2 separate regions of the Homo sapiens genome follow, and region 1 is linked to region 2. Evidence: chromatin contacts called from ENCODE Hi-C or POLR2A ChIA-PET data. All regions are on one chromosome and are shown on one strand. The core of a region is the stretch at or near the end of the contact, and the rest is flanking DNA. Distances in the headings are between cores, read along the strand shown.

The links. Hi-C counts contacts between places; a loop is a spot of excess contacts on that map. ChIA-PET counts read pairs that join two places held with the same protein, here RNA polymerase II (POLR2A). Pooled maps may share reads with other maps.
Region 1: a loop to region 2 is called in a map of chondrocyte, with 2.8 times the contacts of the local background. The contact joins two enhancer-like sites. A Hi-C loop is called at or near these places in 3 of 168 maps with a recorded cell type or tissue (HepG2, chondrocyte and endothelial cell of umbilical vein) and 1 of 50 pooled maps. POLR2A ChIA-PET finds 5 or more read pairs at or near these places in 10 of 52 experiments (AG04449, H1, HEK293 and 6 more).

Annotation. Positions count from the first base shown.
Region 1 is chr14:52,833,940-52,836,874 of GRCh38, reverse strand. The region is part of intron 1 of LOC105370500 (a long non-coding RNA gene); the gene reads right to left. Among named protein-coding and RNA genes, the nearest start is that of GNPNAT1, 44 kb to the right of the region's middle. RefSeq lists enhancers at 750-1,354, 1,355-1,960. Within about 2 kb of position 1,259, at least 3 of the 41 ENCODE cell types and tissues checked have a DNase peak (open chromatin) inside an H3K27ac peak, as active enhancers do; they include PC-3, where a contact is called at or near this core.
Region 2 is chr14:52,800,217-52,803,294 of GRCh38, reverse strand. The region is part of intron 1 of LOC105370500 (a long non-coding RNA gene); the gene reads right to left. Among named protein-coding and RNA genes, the nearest start is that of GNPNAT1, 10 kb to the right of the region's middle. Within about 2 kb of position 1,779, at least 4 of the 41 ENCODE cell types and tissues checked have a DNase peak (open chromatin) inside an H3K27ac peak, as active enhancers do; they include PC-3, where a contact is called at or near this core.

The DNA.
Region 1 (2,935 bases), core at 10-2,509, 34 kb before region 2:
ATGGAGTCTTGCTCTGTCGCCCAGGCTGCAATGCAGTGGCGTGATCTCCGTTCACTGCAAGCTCCGCCTCCCAGGTTCACACCATTCTCCTGCCTCAGCCTCCCGAGTAGCTGGGACTACAGGCGCCCGCCACCACGCCCGGCTAATTTTTTGTAGTTTTAGAAGAGACGGGGTTTCACCGTGTTAGCCAGGATGGTCTCAATCTCCTGACCTCGTGATCCGCCGCCTCGGCCTCCCAGTGCTGGGATTACTGGCATGAGCCACTGCGCCCGGCCTGCCTTACTATTTTAATAAGTGTGTCAGATTAGTTTTTTCTTTAATACACAGCAGGAACCTTGGAAGGCTTTAAAATGTTGGCATTTCAAAAGCAATAGTCCCATGGGAATCATAGTTACTGGCAAAGTAACCAATAATTTATCTGATCATCTAATTGCATTCTGGTAAATAAAATCCAACAGTATTTGTCCATAGAACCCATAGGTTCATGACCTTCTAAAAGCTAGAAAATTTAGTGATTATATCCAAGCCCTCCTGGGAGAATAGAAAAAAAATTATTCAGGCTGGGCACGATGACTCACACCTGTAATCCTAGCACTTTGGAGGCCGAGGCAGGCGGATCACCTGAGGTCAGGAGTTCGAGGGCAGCCTGCCCAAAATGGTGAAACCCCGTTTCTACTAAAAATACAAAAATTAGCTGGGCGTGGTGGCAGGCACCTGTAATCCCAGCTACTTGGGAGCCTGAAGCAAGAGAATCACTCGAACCGAAGAGGTGGAGGTTGCAGCGATCTGAAATTGCACCATTGCACTCCAGCCTGGGCGACACAGAGAGATTCCGTCTCAATAAATAAATACATTAATTAATTAATTAAATCAGGGATTTAAAAAACAATGCCTAAGGCTTGAAATCCTGTTGCAGGCAATCAAAACCCTACACCCATTTACTATCACCACCTGCCTACCCCACCCCAGGCCCAGTACCCTTTCAACCCTCGCCCCCACATACGGGCACACATGCTGCTCTTGTTAGACAGGTGAGGCGCAACAGTCCTCAGTTACCCGCATTTCCCTCCCACTCTGTAGGCTCCTTAGACATGTTCCTTGGTTTCTCAGGGCTGTGGCACCTGGCAGAGTCTGCAACCCACTCCAAGAAATTGGAGGGGGCTGCCGTCACTGTCGGTGACGTGGGAGGCCATTGAGACGCCGCCCTGTCTGTGCTTAAAAGAGAACACGCCCTGGTGGCTGGAGGGTGTCTGTCTGCATGACTCACTGGAGAAGCTGTCTCCTTGGGAGGAAGTGTGGAGCAGCCTCTCTAAATTTCATTTAGGTAAATTAAGGGGTGGAAAACCACTTGAAGTAGGAAGGCAAAGGCCAGAATTTATCCCTGGACATGCAACTGCTTTCTACATTTGGCCAGTACAGATTCATTCAGATGGAAACAATTTATTTCCTTCAAACCATGAGAAAGAAACATGCCTTTGTCCTCTGTCAAGGTGTCCAGGGAGTCACGGGTGGCTCTCATTAATGAAAATAACTGCTTTGCATTCACATCACACCTAATCTCCTGTAGGGTAAATAATGGAAAGTACTTTAGAAAAGTGCTTGGAAACCTCTTCTCTGCAGGTAGTATTAGCAGATCTCCCTTTGGCCCAAGGCCATTTGGGTTTCCAGGGAAGAGGCATTGATGGGATTAGGTAACCGGGCCATTTGTCTTCATTAACTTTATCACTAACTTCCTGACTCTGGTTATAGGCCCCACAATTAGTTTGTTTCTAAGGGAGAATCGTATTTAGGTTTTTCAATGGCAATTGTTTTATTCATTAAGTTTTCTAAGTAACACAAAAAAGCTTTCTTTTTCACAAAAGTAACATCTGCTACCTGGGGATTTCTGCCTGGTAATTAGCTAACTGGTAATAACCTAAATATGTACCCCCCTCATCAAATTCTAATATTTTTCCTGTTGTTTTTTCTTTTTTTTTAAAAAAAAAAAAACACTAAGCTATTTTCATTGGCCAAAAGAAAATGCCTTTAGTTTTTTTTTAATGCCTAATAATTCAGAATTCTCCTTAATCACGTTCTGTTCTGTTATCCAAAGACATATTTTCTAAAGTATGATGTGAACCATCTCTACATTCATCTGTAGCAAAAACATGCCAACACAATGAGTCAGCCAAAATGAAGATGTAATGTGATACACTATATGACTTCCATTTTTGGTCCAAAGAGTTCCATGACAGCAATTTCAACTGGACTATAAAATATATTGCAACCAGCACATAAAAATGTATTTCAGATGCAAGACCCCTTTCCTTAGTTATCTGTATTACATCATGTGATTGTTTCCAATTAACTATTCAATGTTATCTGTCTTCATGCATCTAATGGATTTTTCCCCCATCAAATGTTTTCAGATGAATAGTAATTTAATCAAATGTTCCCCTCTGTTTAAAAAAAAACAAAAAAAAAAAAAGCCAGAGCTTGTTATGGGCTAAATGTAGCTTAATTATATTTAGTTTTTTATAAAATACATTAGATAAGGCTTAAGAGAACATATTTTGGAAAAGCCTGTTGCCAGTGACTTCAATGTCTTCTCATTAATTTTTTAAAAACTGAAGCCCTTAGTTTTGTCTTATGTTATGGACTAATTAGCTGAAGAACAGATCTGGTTCTAATTCCCAAGTCCAGCTCTAATTCAGAATGAACTCTTTAGTCACTAAACCTCAGACGAAAAGTCTGTCGTACCCACTGACTGTGCCCAAGGCAAAGAGGAAAACCTAGATGAGGAAAGCGTAGTAGAGAACCATGGGGCCACGAGATTCATTTAGTCAGGCATCAGTAGGGTATATGTTTCATATCAAGGATCCTGTGCGATCCTAATGAAGTTCTAGTGGGGAAATTACATCTGATATTGATTTGACTCTGAGTTTTGTGAAAACTG
Region 2 (3,078 bases), core at 530-3,029:
ATAAAGAAAATAAAAAGTATAAGAACTTTAACAAGATCAAGCTGTGGAAGCGATCTTTAGATGAAATCAGATCCTAAGTGCAAGGCCAAAGGATAAGAGAAAAAAACAAGAAGTTTTGAAATCTATAGAAAAGAAAAGCCTCCAAAATGTGCAGTTTGAAGCTCCAACCACTACAACACCCAAGACCTGGTCTGAAAAGATCAGAAATGCCCATGAATAGGATTGGAAGAGACTATTGAAAGGAAAGAATCATCCAGAACTTATAAAGCAAGATTTAGTGAGTAAGCCGTAAGTATGATTTTTATGAGAACCTGTGTTTGCACACATATATATGTGATTTGCACCCTGAGACTTTAGTACTCTCACTGGCTTATTGTGTATTCATGTGATGATCAACTATGATTCACGATTCTCCTTCCCAAGCCTTCCCCTCCTTGAGTATTCCCTGTTTAAGTAAATGGCCTCCACCCATTAGCTTAAGCCAAAAATCTGAAAGTCATCCTTGATTCATTCATCCTTACCTCACGATCTACTGATCCTATTTCTTAAATATCTCATGAATCAGTCCATATTTTCCCCCTTCTCTGTCAGTCCCCAATCCATTTCCTCCAGCTGCCTCCTAATTGGCTTACCCACATATATATTACAGTGTTTGTGCGCCATCATCTCCTCCATTCTGTACATAGTGCCCAGAATGATCTTTTTAAAATGCAAGTGATCACGTCACTTCCCTGCTTAAATATATAAACCAAAAAGCAAAGAAACAAACAAAAAACTTAAATGGCTTTCCACTACCTTCAGTACAAAGGCCAAATCCTTTATAAAGCCTCCAAGATCTGGATCCTGTCTCTCTACAATGTAGCCATGTTGGCTTTCCTTTCGACACTACTTCAAAATCAATTCAATGCTGGATCCTCTGCCTAAACTACTTTCCCCTCTTAGCCAACTAAGAAGTTTCTTAGACAACTCTTCTTCATTTTTCATGTTTTAGCTTTGATATCTCAGGCTGAAGTGGAGGATAGCCTGAGCCTGGGAGGTCGAGGCTGCAGTGAGCTGTACTCCAGGATGGGTAACAGAGCGAGACCCTGTCTCAAAACAAAGACAAACAAACGAAAAACCCAACAACAACACAACACAACACAAACAAAACAAAACTACACAAAACACAAAAAAGGTATTTTGTGTTTCCATTTTTCAGATGAGAAAATTGAGGTTCAGAGATGAAAACTACTGTTTATGGCCTCAAAGCAACTTGGGTGACTGTTAGATTATGATTATGCCTTATGTTTTCTGTGTTTGACACTGAGGTATGGCCACTATTCCAAAACTGTTTTTATGATTAGATAAAGGCTATGCTTAGATAGTCTGATACTAAAAAATAAATCATTCCAAATCCTAAAAATGTTTCCAACTGCATGTCAGCATAATGCCGTAACCCTTCCTTTCTAAGGTAACAACATTGTTCTCAAAATAGAGATTTTGCCTCATATCAAATAGATTACAATTAGGGTGAACTAAATTATGAAAACCAAACTGAAAACAAAACACAGAGCTTTTTTTTATGTACCAGTCTTCTAAGTTATTCATGTCATGAAAGTGCAATTCTCCTTATGTCTGTAATTCTCTTTGCTTTGGCCGCAGTTCTTCCGACATAGCTTTCCAGCAATGTCATACATTTTCGTTTAAACATTATGTTCTAGTTGTGTGACTAACACTGACAAATTTGTCTGTGACAAGAGTTCTTCCTTACTACTTGAGCAGCTTGTCACCACTTCCCTTCAGTGCAGGGTGGTTCTAAGTGAGTGGTCTTTTAGAGAAACTCCCAGTGGTGTCTGGAAGTGACCTCACAATCAAGTTAAATAAGGTTTAGGGAGTTGAGCAAACTGTTTGGACTGAATGAGGCTGATTTCATTTTTTGCTTCAATGACAATCATCTAATTGTTGAGACTCTTGGGCATCTTAAGCAAAAAATGTAGAATTTACTCAAAATGTTTAGGCAGTGTAGCCTGTTTCTATGGCAACAGTAAGTAAATAAACTGAAAACATAATTTATTTTTTTTTTTGAGACTGACTCTCACTCTGTCACCTAGGCTGGAGTGCAGTGGCATGATCCTGGCTCACTGCCACCTCCACCTCCTGGGTTTAAGCAATTCTCATGCCTCAGCCTCCTAAGTAGCTGGAATTACAGGCGCACGCCACCACACCTAGCTAATTTTTGTATTGTTAGTAGAGATGCAGTTTCTCCATGTTGGCCAGGCTGGTCTCAAACTCCTGACCTCATGCGATCTGCCTGCCTTGACCTCTCAAAGTGCTGAGATTACAGGTTTGAGCCACCGTGCCTGGCCCGAAAGAATAAATTTAAGTGAAAGAATCATAAGTATGTGACTAAGAAAGGTTTATTTTCCAATTGTACCTTGCATCTGTCCAATTGCTTGAAAAAATATCCAAAGTATTTTTGAACCAACTTTTTTTTTTTTTTTTTTTGAGACAGGGTTTGCTCTGTTGCTCAGGCTGGAGTGCAGTAGTGTGATCAATCCCACCTCAGCCTCCTGAGTAGCTGGGACTACAGGCTTGTAGCACCATGCCTGGCTAATTTTGTTTTTTATTTTTTGTAGAGATGGAGCCTCACTGTATTGCCCAGGCTGGTCTCAAACTCTTGAGACCTCAGGCTCTCAAAGTGCTGGGATTACAGGTGTAAATCATACTGTCTGGCAGTACCAGCTCTTTAATGCTAAAAACCTTTTTTTTTTTTTTTAGACAGAGTCTCCCTCCATCGCCCAGGCTGTAGTGCAGTGGTGCAATCTCAGCTCACTGCAACCTCTGCCTCCTGGGTTCAAGTGATTCTCCTGCCTCAGCCTCCCGAGTAGCTGGGACTACAGGCGCATGCCACAACTCCTGGCTAATTTTTGTATTTTTTTTTTTTAAGTAGAGACGAGTTTCACCATGTTGGCCAGGATGGTCTCAATCTCCTGATCTCGCGATGCACCTGCCTTGGCCTCCCAAAGTGCTGGGATCACACGTTAGCCACTGCTCCCGGCCCTAATGCTAAAAACGTTTAAATTGCTTGTAGATATAATA